Regions from separate parts of the Homo sapiens genome. Here region 1 is linked to region 2. Evidence: chromatin loops called from intact Hi-C (ENCODE). Cell type or tissue: IMR-90. All regions are shown on one strand.

Region 1 (8,000 bases), 230 kb after region 2:
CTCATTGCTGGGTGCAGGCCAAACTAACTTTGGGAAAGAACTCAGTTCATGTTTTGACTCTAAAACAAAATTGATAACAGCCGTTTCCGAAAAGACCCCCTTCTTGCCTGATGTCCAGTCTTTGCAGGACTAACAAATTAGCTACAAGATTAGAAATGACAATTTAGGGGTCATGCAGCCTCTGGCTCCAAGAGTCTAAACCTCCCCAAATTGCTTCTGGGAATAACATCACTATTGTAAAGCTTAAGATCAGTGCTTGAGATATTTTGCAGACCCTGCACTTGACGGATCAGCTGACACCATCCAGACTGGTAATCTGGCCCAACCCGTTCTGCCATCCTACCCAGGAACAGAAGACGTTAAGAAAAACTCACTTCAACCCCCTTTGATTCCATTTCCAACCTGACCAATCAGCACTCCCCACTTTCCAAGCCCCTACCCGCCAAATTATCTTTTAAAACTCTGATCTCCGAGATCTAATTAAACTAAAGAGCTTCTGCACAGCAAAAGAAACTACCATCAGAGTGAACAGGAAACCTACAGAATGGGAGAAAATTTTTACAATCTACCCATCTGACAAAGGGCTAATATCCAGAATCTACAAAGAACTTAAACAAATTCACAAGAAAAAATCAAACAACCCCATCAAAAAGTGGCTGAAGTATATGAACAGACACTTCTCAAAAGAAGACATTTATGCAGCCAACAGACACATGAAAAAATGCTCATCATCACTGGCCATCAGAGAAGTGCAAATCAAAACCACAATGAGATACCATCTCACACCAGTTAGAATGGTGATCACTAAAAAGTCAGGAAACAACAGGTGCTGGAGAGGATGTGGAGAAATAGGAACACTTTTACACTGTTGGTGGGACTGTAAACTAGTTCAACCATTGTGGAAGACACTGTGGCGATTCCTCAAGGATCTAGAACTAGAAATACCATTTGACCCAGCCATCCCATTACTGGGTATATACCCAAAGGATTATACATCATGCTGCTATAAAGACACATGCACACGTATGTTATTGTGGCACTATTCACAATAACAAAGACTTAGAATCAACCCAAATGTCCATCAATGATAGACTGGATTAAGAAAATGTGGCACATATACACCATGGAATACTATGCAGCCATAAAAAAGGATGAGTTCATGTCCTTTGCAGGGACATGGATAAAGCTGGAAACCATCATTCTGAGCAAACTATCGCAAGGACAGAAAACCAAACACCACATGTTCTCACTCATAGGTGGGAACTGAACAATGAGAACACGTGGACACAGGGTGGGGAACATCACACACCAGGGCCTGTCATGGGGTTGGGGGAAGGTGGAGTGTTAGCATTAGGAGATATACCTAATGTAAATGATGAGTTACTGGGTGCAGCACACCAACATGGCACATGTATACATGTGTAACAAACCTGCACGTTGTGCACATGTACCCTAGAACTTAAAGTATAATAAAAAATAAAATAAAATAAAAATAAAACTCTGATCCCCAAATGCTTGGGGAGACTGATTTGAGTAACAATAAAACTCTGGTCTCCGGCACAGCTGGCTCTGCGTGAATTACTCTTTCTCCATTGCAATTCCCCTGTCTTGATAAATTGGCTCTGTCTAGGCAGAGGGAAAAGTGAACCCATTGGACGGTTACATCATTAATTTTTTTTTTTTTTTTTTTAGCCATTGATAGATGTACTGTATGGTTTTAATTTAATTTAAATTTTAAATTCACTATGGTTTTAATTTGCATGTTCCTAACGGCTGACGATGTAGAACATCTTTTCATGTGCTTATTTGCCTTCTGTATATCTTTTCAGTGAAATGTTTCATGTCTATTATCTATTTCCTAATTGGATTGTTTACTTTGTTTACTGTTACATTGTGAGAATTTTAAGATTTCATTTTTATTCTTTGTCTGTCCTGGTTTTATTTATGATACGTCTGAGACAACATGGTATAGGTTGAAGAAAGTAAGTTTTATCGTGGGACAAACTATGAATCCCAGCTCTTCTCAGCTTCAGAACATTCACCCGTAAATTGGAGATGATAATGCTGTATTGTAGGGTGGCGATAAAAGGCAGTGTATATACAAACCACCTAACCTAGTATCTAATATATACAATGTAGATACTCAATACATGTAGCTACTATTTTATTATTTATTGATCAGATCAAACATTCTGTAGCTTATTTCTTTTTCCACTACCATTCTCTCAAGTCTTATGGTCCTGTCTTCCTTCCTTTTATACTGCCAACATTACAATAGTCAATACCTTCTAAAAGTACTTGCCGAGTTGCATACAGATCCTTCTACCTAAAGAACATCTCAAATGTGCATGTTCAGCTAATAACACTCCATTAATAATTATAAAAACATATCTAAAATACAACTCCTTAAAAACAATATTAGGGTACTGGGTTTACTACCTGGGTGATGTAATAATATGTACAACAAACTCCCATGACACATGTTTATCTATGTAACAACAAACCTTCACATGTACCCCCAAACCTAAAATAAAAATTAAAACAAATAATAAATTTTAAATTATGAGTATTGACAATACATGTGCTTATTTGGGAGTATTTCCCGAAATTTATCAGAAAACAAAGGAAGATAAAGGAAGAAGAATCCAGATCTTGTTAAACCATGTAGCTTACATGGTTTTTCATAAGCTGTAATTTTATCTTACATAGTTTCATTTAGAGGGCATTAAATGTACACTGCGTGGCTGGGCCTGTGTTGGATAATTTACGGACATTTTAAACAAAAAGAAAGCATGACTCCTCCTTCTGGGAAGTAGGACTTCATTTTCTATTTCCAGTTGGAAACTTTGAAAAGTTGAATTTTATTTCAATAGGACAGCATTTACTGAGATATTTAGGTAGGAAGCAAGATCTTAGCCAAGAACTGCTAGTTAATCTTCAGCAGCTTATACATAAAAAGATATTACTGGAAACACTTTCAGATTTGTTTATCCTCAAATAATGTGATCTATTTTCATTTTGGGAAAAAAAAATAAAGAATTCCACAGAAAGAAATGCTTGCATGACTTTCTGAGTCACACTGTGTAGATTTTTTCCAGTAAGCTACATTATGCTGGATGCTGTTCAAAAGGGAAAATGTCAAACACACTGGGGTTCAGTCTGGCCAGTGGGTGGGTTTACTCAAGCACAGAAATCAAATATAGGCGTTCAAGCCAATACCTCAGAAACGACAGAATGAATTACCAATCAGAGCTGGAATTTTAGAAGTTATTTTTCAGCTGAATCCCACAAATACAATATAAATGAACAATCCTTGTGAGCATTACAATGGCATTTATCGTTTTTTTTCTTAGAATCCTAAAGTTGAAAAAAACTAGACATTATAAAATTTAACCTTTCTTTTATACCATATCTCTGACACATCTCTGATAGATTTTCCTACTTCTGCTTGAAAACTTCTGAAAACGGAGAGCTCACTACTTTGCAGCACAGTCCCTTCCTTTGTCAGATCAATGAAAGGCAAGGAAAAGAACCTGGAATGATATAAGCCAAGATAATAACAGTGGTTACCTAAGGGTGGGCAAAAAGATGCATTTCTTGTTGTTGTTCTTTTGCTTGTATTTTCTAGCTTTTCTATAATGGGTTTCTGTTTTTATAATAAGTAAAAGATAAGTACTCTTCAAAACCATGAAGAATTCCAATATTAACACTGGTGTTGTCCCAACTTTTCACTCGAAAAATTAAGTCAGAGTAAGATTCAATGGCTAAAAATTAGATACAAAAATTACCAATGTTCCAAAAATCTATGACTGGGAAATATCTATTTCAACTGCATCAATATGTCAACCAAGGTTATGTTGATCAAATTGTTTCCAGCTAAATTGCTCTGGTCAAATAGTAAGATAGTTAATAATTCTTAGACTATGTACCCTCTGCTTCTATCAAAACATTCTAAGGATGCCAAACATTTTAGAAACAGTATCATTCCATGAACTCTAATCAAGTTATTATTGATCTACACCACCAAATTTACTGTGTTCTATAATTATCTAAATGGTGGTTTTATTATTATTATTATTATGGAACTTAACATTTAACCCTTGTTAAATTGATTATATCACCTTTGTTCTTTCCTTCTTACAAGGTGCTAAGTGGATCGCTTAAGAGGTTATGGGGGAAAAATTTGTTCCCAGATGAGAAAGATCATGTTCTGCAGAATTACTCATGCATCTTCATGACTGTTCCTGCTTCCCCGCCTCCCAGGTCCTTGGCCTTCCCTCCTTGCTCCCAGCATATTATTAGCCAGCTCCTAGTACATAATATGCTTTCAAACAAATCATATGTATTGAGCATCTACTGTGTATCTAACACTTCCACATAGGAAGCGTTATTCCTCAACAGCCCTCCTTATTTCTCAACAGCCCAGTTGATAGGTATCTACAGGTGCAGAAACAAGGGGTAATTGATTAAGTAATTTCTTGAAGTTCCACAGTTATTCATTGACGAGAGTATGATATGAACCTATATCTGAATGGTTTTATTGCTAATGCTGCCTCTGGGTATTTTTTGGCCTTGGCTTCTTGCCTTTAACCTTGCCCTGCAAAATCTCAGGTAGACTCTGTCACCTCCTCTCTGATTTCCAACACTAACCTAAACATCCTAGGTTTTTTCCTGTGCATTATCCATAACCATATTGGATGAGGTGCTTCCTGACTATTTAGAATTTGGGTATCCAACGTACAAGCGTTATTTTCAAGATCTATAAGAGTTTATATTTGCTCACCTAGATTTTCTTCTAAGGCATTGATAAGATTTGTGAAATACCAAAAAGAGAACCTTTCCAGAGTGCTATCATTTTACATTTTAGAATGTAAAAATGTTGAAGATGAAATAGATGAAATGGTAAACATAATTTGAGTATATATTAGACAACCTACAATTCACCTTCTTGTCCATGAACATATTTTAACAAATTGTCAAATACCTTGGTGACATCAAAGCCTACAACATATCCCTGATCTATCGTTTTAGAAAAATTATGAAACAGTAAATCCAATACATACTGGACTATACTGGTTCATGTACTTGAACAGTTCAAAGATAGGACTGGGTTGATGCAGATGCTAAAGTAATGTCACCCAGACCTAGTCTCTCTTCTTGGTTCAGTGCTCCTCCATTTTGACCTCCATCTTAGGGTTTACATAATACATGATATATGCTGGCAGCTCCCAGCCTACACCCTCCCAGGCCCACTACATACAAATCACTTTCATTGTTTGAGGAGTTACAAGAGGCATACAACTAAGTAAGACAGCCTTTCACCACAAAAGGCAGTATAGTCTAATAGAGAAAGCATGTGCTTTGGTGGAAAATAGATCTGGATTTGAATCTAAGACTTGTCCTTGAGCAACTTATTCAAACTTGGTGTCTTAAATTATAAAATGGAGATTCTATGTAGTTCATAGAGTTGATGTGAAATCCTAAAATTTGAATGAAATAATGTAAATTAAGTGCCTAGCATAATGCCAGGAACATTGCAGCTGCACAACCTATCAGCAAAAGTAAGTATACCAATATAATAATGCTAGTAGTGATATATGTTCTGTAATATTGATGTAAATTAATATACTAGGGTTTCAGAAGGTTCATATCTGATTGGGGTGATGGGGCTAGAAAATATTTCATGGAAGAAATGGTATTTAATGTGGGTCTTGGAAGGATGAATGAGGGCCAGGCCCGGTGGCTCATGCCTGCAATACCAGCATTTTGGGAGGCCGAGGAGGGCAGATCATGAGGTCAGGAGGTCAAGGCCAGCCTGACCAACGTGGTGAAACCCCGTCTCTACTAAAGATACAAAAATTATCCAGGTGTGGTGGTGAGCACTTGTAATCCCAGCTACTCAGAAGGCTGAGGCGGGAGAATCACTTGAACCCAGGAGGTGGAGTGCGGTGAGCTGAGATCACGCCACTGCACTCCAGCCCGGGCAACAGAGTGAGACTCTGTGTCAAAAAAAAAAAAAAAATAGCCATGAAGCTTTCATGTCTAAAGAAAAGGAGATTATTTTCTTAATTTTAATATTTCTTAGATTTAAAATGTGAAAATGTTGAAGATGAAATAGATGAAATGGTAAACTAATGAATCTCGTAATAAATCTCACACAGATTTATGAAATGTTTTCTCAGTGAATAAAAAGACAAATGAACTGTGATCAAATGATTCAAGGACAGTCATGAGATGTAGAGAACATGTTATTTTCTTTCTTAGACATACCATCATCCATAGCTCAGGCAGGATGTTCATCTCACACTTCAGCCCTTTGAGGTGTAAGCCAAGCTACAGATGCAGTGACAATAGAAATGCTATAAAATCAGGGATGCCACAGTCCAATTTGGTGCAGTAAGAACACAAAGGAACAAAGTATCAGAAAAGATGAAGCACATGTTCTCAGTATGTTTAGTTGCAAAGATAAAGTTCACAAGGAAGAAAAAAAGTTTTAAGTCTAAAAACCTTTTTTTTCTGAGTGTGTTTTGCTTTTGGGACCAAGTTGCAGGTTAATTTGGGTGGCTAAATAAATCAATAAGTTATTATTCTGATGTGGATATAGTACTTTGCCTTTAAAGAAAAGTTTCTCTCTTACATATTATCTTGTTTTATCTAGTTAAGGAGAGGAAAGGATGGAAGACAGAGGGGAGAAAAAAAGGTCAGACATATAATCAAAGCATCCTAATAAAAATTGGTTGGTATGGAGCTAAAGGGAAGCTATGGATTCCAATCAATTTGTACCTCAATGAAATGTGTGTGCTTTAAACACTGTGGTTTAAACCTTGTGGTTTGCAGACACACTGAATTTCACAGATGTGTAATCAAGGAAGTCACCATCACACAAAGTTCTTGTGAAGTAGCTTTCTGAAGTAATTCACTCAAATTCTCCTGATGGTGAATGTGGGGAACATCAACCCATTTGTTTGGGAGAGAGGGAGTTCCCTGACTCTTACTTCCAGGAAGGAGGCCATCTTTATGCACAATCTGTTGGCCCCACTTAATTTCTTCAGTTTATTTCCCCTGGCTCAGAATCCTGAAAAAAGTCTAAACGTGAAAATGCTGCACCTGAGAGGGTTTATATCTCTCAGTGCGGTAGAGGCAATGTCAAAACTATAAACTACCTGATACCTGAAATAGGCTGATAGCTTTTAAAAGTCACAATCCAAACAGAGCCCTCTGTTTACATTTCCTTATGTGAGTGAAATACCAAAGCAAACCAGATGTCTTTTGATGGGCTCTGGATTTTTACACACACACACACACACACACACACACACACACACACTACATCCTGTCTCACACCTGAAATCTTTATCCATCCTCCCAACTCCATCCTTACCATCATGGCCATTCATGGCAACACACATGTCTGTTCTGTGCGAGTTCTAAGGGAAAGTAAATATGAAGTATAGAGGCGTAGACACGTATTTGCCACTCCTTTATTTAACAAGTAATTGGTAAGTGCTTACTATGCCCCAGTCACCATATAATCAGTAGGCACTATATGGCCAGTTGTTTTATGGGTTACCCATATTCTAGTAACTTGGAAATCCTGCAATAAAGAAAAATTATCAGAACAAAACTGGAAATAAGATACCACTTCTTCTATTTACAGATAAGGAAATTAAGACTCAGAGATATCAAATAGATTGGCTGAGGGCAAGTGCCTTGTAAATTGTAGAAGTGGGCTTTGAACCAGGTGTTCCTGATTCCAAACTCCATGCTCCACACCACTCGGACTCTTCAATAACTTTTTATGTGTCTATTGATGTGAACCAGTATTTACTCTGATGCTTAAAAAAGAATTCTGTTTAGAGGAATGTAAACCAAATAAACAACTCAATCCAGAAAAAGAGTAGGAAATAGGCAAGCAAAGCACAAAAGTCCCAATTACTCAACTAAGCAAGCCATCTTAATAGAACCTGTAATTCATCTCACTTTCTCTGAGAAGCAACGAG
Region 2 (8,000 bases):
TGGGTTCAAACTTCCTCCTTTAGCTCAGAGAAGTTTGACCATCTGAAGCCTTCTTCTCTCAACTTGTCAAAGTCATTCTCCGTCCTGCTTTGTTCCATTGCTGGTGAGGAGCTGCATTCCTTTGGAGGAGGAGACACACTCTGATTTTTAGAATTTTCAGTTTTTCTGCTCTGTTTTTTCCCATCTTTGCAGTTTTATCTACCTTTTGTCTTTGATCATGGTGACATACAGATGGGGTTTTGGTGTGGATGTCCTTTCTGTTTGTTAGTTTTCCTTCTAACAGTCAGGACCCTCAGCTGCAGGTCTGTTGGAGTTTGCTGGAGGTGCACTCCAGACCCTGTTTGCCTGGGTATCAGCAGCGGATGCTGCAGAACAGTGAATATTGGTGAACAGCAAATGTTGCTGCCTGATCGTTCCTCTAGAAGTTTTGTCTCAGAGGAGTACCCAGCCGTGTGGGGTGTCAGTCTGCTCCCACTGGGGGGTGCTTCCCAGTTAGGGTACTCGGGGGTCAGTGACCCACTTGAGGAGGCAGTCTGTCTGATCTCAGATCTCCAGCTGCGTGCTGGGAGAACCACTACTCTCTTCAAAGCTGTCAGACAGGGACATTTAAGTCTGCAGAGGTTTCTGCTGCCTTTTGTTTGGCTATGCCCCGTCCCCAGAGGTGGAGTCTACAGAGGCAGGCAGGCCTCCTTGAGCTGAGGTGGGATCCACCCAGTTCGAGCTTCCTGGCTGCTTTGTTTACCTATTCAAGCCTCAGCAATGGTGGGCACCCCTCCCCCAGCCTTGCTGCCACCTTGCAGTTTGATTCCAGACTGCTGTGCTAGCAATGAGTGAGGCTCTGTGGGCGTAGGACCCTCCGAGCCAGACTCGGGATCTAATCTCCTGGTGTGCCGTCTGCTAAGACTGTCGGAAAAGCGCAGTATTAGGGTGGGAGTGACCCAATTTTCCAGGTGCCGTCCGTCACCCCTTTCTTTGGCCAGGAAAAGGAATTCCCTGACCCCTTGCACTTCCTGGGTGAAGCAATGCCTCGCCCTGCTTCAGCTCATGCTTGGTGCGCTGCACCCACTGTCCTGCACCCACTGTCTGACAATCCCCCATGAGATGAACCTGGTACCTCAGTTGGAAATGCAGAAATCATTCGTCTTCTGCATCGCTCACGCTGGGATCTGTAGACTGGAGCTGTTCCCAATCGGCCATCTTGGCTATACTCCCTATTTTCTTTTTTTTAAATCTTATTTTAGGTTCAGGGATACATATGCTGACTTGTTATATAGATAAACTCCTGTCACGGGGGTTTGTTGTACAGATTATTTCATCACCCAGATACTAAACCTAGTACCCAATATAGTTATTTTTGCTGCTTCTCTCCTCCCACCCTCCACCCTCGAGTAGGCCCCAGTGTCTGTTGTTCCCTTCTTTATATGAGTTCTCATTATTTAGCTCCCACTTACAAGTGAGAACATGCAGTATTTGTTTTTCTGTTGCTGTGTTAGTTTGCTAATGCAGGAACAGAAAACAGATGGAGCTGGAGGATGGAGCCTCCAGCTCCATCCATGTTCCCTCAAAATTCGTAATCTCATTCTTTTTTATGGTTGCATAGCCACATTTTTATTTTCTAACATACATTAGCTGCTTTTCATTCCAGTCAACTTCATGGAAAAGTTTAAAATTCTAAATCAGTATATCTAACAACTCAATAACAGTAATGATACCTGTGGCTGTAAAAGTAAGCCCTCTTCTAACTCCAAGTGATTTCATGATGAAATAGGTATCTAGTCAAGCACACACAAAAAATGTACCCTAGCTGTAAACTAATTATACATTATCAGTCATAAAATTATTATATTATTAACCTATCTTTAGAAAAATAAAGTGTTGATAAAAGTGAATTGTTCTGCATGTAACCCAAGAACCCTGGGAATCTAGGACAGAGACAAGATTTACGAAACATATTCAGCAAGTCTTGAAATGCTTTCTGCTGTGCAGCAGGATGTTTCATGTAGTTGGTGCCTGGGTGAAACATCTTTGCAGGATACCCACCTCTTTCTCCAAGGCCACACTTCGCAAATTCTGTGGAGAATAAGGTATAATGTACTGTTTTGACTCTAACCAGACATTTAATCTTAGATAAGACTTAACCAACTGGTTTCTTTTATTGTAAAATGAGAGAGTTGGGTTAGATTACTGTTTTTCAAACTTTAACCAGCCTCAGAATCACATGGAGGGGTGGCCCCACTCTCACTTTATAGTAGTATAGTAGGCCCTGAGAATTTGCAGCCCCCCAACAAGAAAGAATTATTGAACCCAAAATATCAATAGTGCCAAGGATAAGACGCTCTGGCCTAAAGGTATTCTGAGTTGCTGTTATTCTACTTTAAAGGGCCAGTAAGTGCCTAACCAAGCATGCCATGAAAGCAGAGTTATTTCCCCCACCTTTTTTTTTTTTTTTTTAAATTTAACCTACCTAGGGCAGTATTAGTTTGGTACCAAAGCCAAAGATTCCAGATGGCTGTTCATTATGATGCTGGGCTCCTCTGTGGACAGGTCTCCATTTTCCTCAACCATATCATTGTGGAATTCTGTTGCCTCATGACCTGAAAAAACACTGGGATTTGTACATACAGTGGACCCTTTGGGTTGAAAGACACTCATTACGGCTTGAATATTAGTCTCTTCAGGCCCCAAGCCAATAAAACATTCATATTTTCATTGGGAATCTAGCCTCTCCTATAATTTACATGCAATCTTCCCTCTTTCTCTTTGTGATTGTTCTCATTGATAAGGACCAGCTTTGATATAATTTTCAGTTTGAACGTTCTTCCCCCTAAAGGAAGCTGGAATACATTCCATGGTATTAGGTTCCACCATAGCAACGGAAGGCTTTTTATTGCATGCATGAATATTCAGGATTTAATCAGTGGCATGTGAAATGTATTGATACTACTGAGAATTATTTTATGCTAATAGAAAAAGCAAACGACAGTCTTTTATTTGTAAACATAACACTGAAAGAACACTTGAACTTTTCTGGAAAGCAAATCTTTAGTCATTTGTTGAAGCTATATGCCTTTCCCATCCTTTAGGTGGCAGTAACTGCAGATGGCCCATAATAAAATGAACTTTTTAAGTGAAATATTTTAAACATTTAATACATTTATATTTTTAAAAATGATTTCATGATGTTAATAAGATGGTGGCATTGCTACTTCATAATTTCAAATTCTCTAATTAAAAAGTCTAGCTACCTGACACTGGGAGGTGTGTAAATGCAGGCTTTAACATAATACTTTTTATCATCCAACAGTGATTTTAACCTCTTTTTGTTTACCATTCCCTTTACTATGTGATGAAATACAGACTCTTTCCCCAGAAGAGCACATGTTTGCATAGACATAATAGCACTCTTCCATAGAATCCCTAGAGGATCAGGCTACCAGTTTAGGGGGCCTTGCCTTAAAGCAACATGAGAGGAGTGTCTCAGAAGCCTGAATCTGATCTTTTAAGCACTAGAGTGTCCTGCTCTTAGAGTTGCCCAGGGGAGGTAGAGGGGATGGAAGCACTCTTTACCTTTAATAAATAAGCATATGCCTTCTTCTACAATTATGATTTCAGTATGATTAAATAGTTGCATAGAACTATACTTCTCAAGACTCCTTTGACGGAAAGTCATAGAAACTCAAAGTAACTTATGTAAAAAAGAGGATTTATAGTCCCATAACCTGGATACTGCATCTAGGAACTCAACAGTGTCATCAAGACAGTAATGCCCTCCCTCAATCACTGACATGTTCTCTCTCTCTTTCTCTCTGTCCCCCTTCTGTGTCTATCAGCAATTCTAGGATGTACATTCTTAACAGAAGAAGAGCTTCTTTTTCTGAAGAGTTATATCAAAAGTCCCAGGTGACCACTTATGTTTAGTTTTATCAGTATTTATCAGTTCCATGCATATTTTTGTTTTTATGGCTACTACACACACACACACACACACATACAATCTTTAAACAAGATAAAGTAGGCTTTTCATATTTTATATGACACATTGTACATTATACTTAATAAACATGTATGTAATTATTATATAACTATTTTACATTAGTTACATTCATATAATGTATAGGTATATTATATATATACAAAATTATATATATAATGTGCATGTACTTATGAAACTTGCTTTTTATGTGGAATATATTGTTTTTAGATATATTCATCTCGAATCCATGTAATGCTAGTTCATTCTACCACAGTAAATAACTTTTGAAATTTGTTTATAAAAGACATTGTGCCTTCCATCTTTGTTGCATTCTCTCTCTAGCTCTTTCTCTCTCTCTGTCTCTCTGGGATCACTCATTCTGGGGAAAGCCAGCTGTCGTGTTGTGAGCAGCCCTGTGGAGAGGTCCCTGTGGTAAGGAACTGAAACCTGTCAACAGCCACATGAGAGAACTTGGAGGCAGCTCATGTAGTTTAGTCAAGCTGTCTGATGGCTGCAGCCCGACCTAATTGCAGCCTCCTGGGAGACCTTGAGCTGCAAGCTCCCAGCTGAGCTGCTCACAAATTCCTGACCCTCAGACACTGTGTAAATGTTTAAGTTGCTAATTTGGGGGATAATTTTTACACAGACAAACATAACTAACACAATATTGAAGCAAATCTAAGAATTTATCAATATATCAGGTTTTGGTGGGGATACAGACATGAAATTTTTTCTCAGTAGAAATAGTTTTCCCTGGTTCTTGCCACTAGAGGGCAAATGGTCACAAATAATGGCTTTTTCTATTTCCATACAACTCAGATGTCCGATGCAAACATTCTTAGAGACCATCTGCTCTGTTGCCTTACAGATGAGTATACAAATGCCCACAGACATTAACTTACTTGTTCAAGTTCACACAGGCTAGATCTTAACGTAAAAACTCAGCTGCAGTTAATAACATACAAACCAGCTATTTTTAAATTTTTTTAAATTTTTGTGATATACACCTGTACACCATACATCTATGTATATATATATATACACCTATGTGTATACATCTATACATAGGTTTATATATTTATGGGGTACATGAGATGTTTTGATACAGGCATGCAATATGAAATAAGCACATCATGGAGAATGGGGTATCCATTCCCTCAGGCATTTATCCTTTGAGTTCCAAACAATCCAATTACACTATTTAAGTTGTTTTAAAATGTACAGTTAAGTTATTATTGACTATAGTCACCCTATTGTGCCAATCAGTTAACTATTAATTAATGCTGCTATTTCTGAAAGTCACTAGGTACAAATAAAGAAGGCTTTATCTTTTTTATTTCAACTAGCATGTTAAAATTCCTAAGATCACAAAATTTATGATAACAACCATTGCCATTTATTGGGTACCTATTATGAACAACTTATTATACACATGTGCTACATGTCTTTTCATTTAATCTATCTAATGAAGCTTTGAAACTTACGCCTATCAATGCATGAGGGTCAGTGTCTTGTCCAAGGACACGTAGCTAGAAAGAAGGAAAACAAATTTGATTCTGATAGACGTTAAATCTCTTTGCAATATTTTTCTTAGGGCACAGCTCATAGCCTCTGATTATACCAGAAGTTTGTTGCTTCTGGAAACTTTTAGTATGTTGAGACATTTAAATGATTGCCATATAACATTGGAACAGAAAAGAAAAAAATTGATGACTCTCCTTCCCTTTTTCCCAGAAAAATTCTCTCTCTCTCTCTCTCTCTCTCACACACACACACACACACACACATATTGCCTCTTTCCTTCATTCTAGCAGACCAGCTTTGTGATACTGGTTAACCTTCCTAGAGCTTCATTTTGTTGCACCTTCTTCATTTCTAAAATAAGAATACACCTACCTCTTTTAAGCTCTCAGCAGGGATGCTGTGATGATTAATGAAAAAGTCTTCATGAATCTCATTTGATTTTGCAGAAGACAGAAGTTTAATAAAGCTGAAGAATCATTATAATGGTAATTAGTCATATTTTAGGACAGATGGGCAAGTGTCTGGCAGTGGTGGCTTAGCTGGAGCTGTTGCCACACCAAAGCAATAAAATAATGTCAATATGTCAGCCACATCAAGTCAGACGCAAAGAGGGTGCAATAGCAGCCTACTTCACACACTGCTTTGTTCATCATCTCTGCTTGGCACAGACTGGGACAGAGTTACAGCATTTCTAAGACAGACAGGCAGGCAGTTCGAGAAGAGCCACCTCATTATTGTGGCATATAATCTCCAAAGATAGCCACCACTGATAGCTTCCTTCCTTGTTGATATGCATGTTACTCCTCACACTAAGAGAGTGAGGAGCCCCTTGAATCTGGCCTGGCCCTGTGACTTGTTTAGATCGAGAGAATACTGTGGCTATGACTCTGCTAATTCTAGGTCCAGCCTTTAGAAAGACTGGCAGCTTCTGCTTCCTCTATCTTGGAAGAATGATGCAGGATAAGAAGTTCAAATACCCTGAGCCCATCTCACTATGAGAAAGCCCAAGCTAGCCATGTGGAAAGAGGGACAGAAACAGGCCTGACCAGCTCTCGGATATTCCAGTCATCCCAACTGAGGTTCTGAATGTGAGTGAAGAAGCAATCTTAGACATTTCAGCTTCAGTAGATACCATGTGGAGCAAAAGAACTGTTCAGTCCAGATTGTTTTTAAGCCATTGTGTGCTGGCATGTTTCTTATATAGCAATAGATATTTGAGACACCTATCAACATTTAAAATAGGGTCATATATCTCTTGATATTCTCTCTTTGCTAAATGAAGTAGAGGATTTCTTCAGAGAAATGAAATAAGGGAAAAACAGTAAGAGTTTGATACAATTGAGAGGATAGTTGCCTTTTAGAGGATACAAATTTTAGTTTTATAAAAGTCTGATTAAGATAGAGCAGTTATCTTTTCTTTGTTCACTCAGGCATTCATGCTCAAATATTTGTTGAATAAATATATTGCTTACTATACATCAGACATATGGATTATACACACACAGTCTCCAACTTACGATGGTTGGACTTACATCATAACCTTCATAAATTGGAGAGCCATCATGTTTTTCACTTTCAGTACAGTATTCAATAAATTGCATGAGATATCAAACACTTTATTATAACATAGGCTTTGTGTTAGATGATTTTTCCCAGCTGCAGGCTAATATCAGTGTCTGAGCACATTTAAGATAGGCTAGGCTAAGTTCTGATGTTCTATAGGTTAGGTATATTAAGTACATTTTCAATTTAGATTATATTTTCTAACTTATGATGGGTTTATCAGGACACAACCCCATCATAAGTTAAGGAACATCTGTAGGGCTAAGTGAGATGGATAATGTCCCTGATCTCATAGTGCTTATATCCTAATTGGGGAAGACGAATAACAACCAAAGCAAAAAGATAATTTCAGTTGGTGATAATGCAATTAATCTGGGGAAGGGTAATGTGATAGCATTATCAGAGTCTTTCTAAGGGTTCCCCACAATGCATTAGCAATAAACTAACAAACAGAAAAAAATAAAGAAAATGTTCATCCCGAGATTGTAATACAGTTTAATTATCTGTAACCTAATTAGCAGTTTCTGGGTATGAGTAAACACAATTCATGGTGTGGGCAGGGCTTTCCCATTTTGTGCTTTGAGTCTTAGCTTTGTTAACACTGAAACTGATCTGGTGGGGTAGATTTTTTTCCCCTACCTTATTAGCTTTTTAGGGAAGTAAAAATGGAATGTGCTAGCATTGGTGGTACAGGTACTTTGCTGGTCCACATGCAGTCTATTAACACCATTCCTAAGACACAGCCATTGATGTACTCAAAGAAAATGAGTTTGATGGGCACCTTGGTTGATTCAATGCCTTCACTATTGTGAATAGCACTCTGATGAACATATGAGTGCATATGTCTTTTTGGTAGAACAATTTATTTTCCTTTGACTAATGGAATTGCTGGCTCAAATGGCAGTTCTAAGTTCTTTGAGAAATCTCTGAACTGCTTTCC

What was found. Hi-C counts contacts between places; a loop is a spot of excess contacts. Peaks named below come from ENCODE experiments on the same cell type or tissue, not always from the same donor. Only the 100,000 strongest peaks of a DNase experiment are listed, where the experiment ranks them.
Region 1: it touches region 2 in a loop (4-fold over the local background); 2 of 110 quality-filtered maps call a loop at or near these places.

Annotation. Positions count from the first base shown.
Region 1 is chr12:75,748,049-75,756,048 of GRCh38, forward strand. The region is part of intron 1 of LOC105369844 (a long non-coding RNA gene); the gene reads right to left. Among named protein-coding and RNA genes, the nearest start is that of KRR1, 240 kb to the left of the region's middle. In IMR-90, no CTCF peak of the experiment used is centred here; a DNase peak (open chromatin) is centred at 3,093; H3K27ac peaks cover 3,494 bases.
Region 2 is chr12:75,522,371-75,530,370 of GRCh38, forward strand. It overlaps LOC105369844 (a long non-coding RNA gene), which reads right to left. Exons shown (of 16, transcript XR_007063375.1): 15 at 2,465-2,594; 16 at 1,891-2,070. Among named protein-coding and RNA genes, the nearest start is that of KRR1, 15 kb to the left of the region's middle. RefSeq lists enhancers at 352-852, 853-1,353. In IMR-90, CTCF peaks have their summits at 3,080 (motif pointing right) and 4,751 (motif pointing right); a DNase peak (open chromatin) is centred at 4,801; H3K27ac peaks cover 1,577 bases.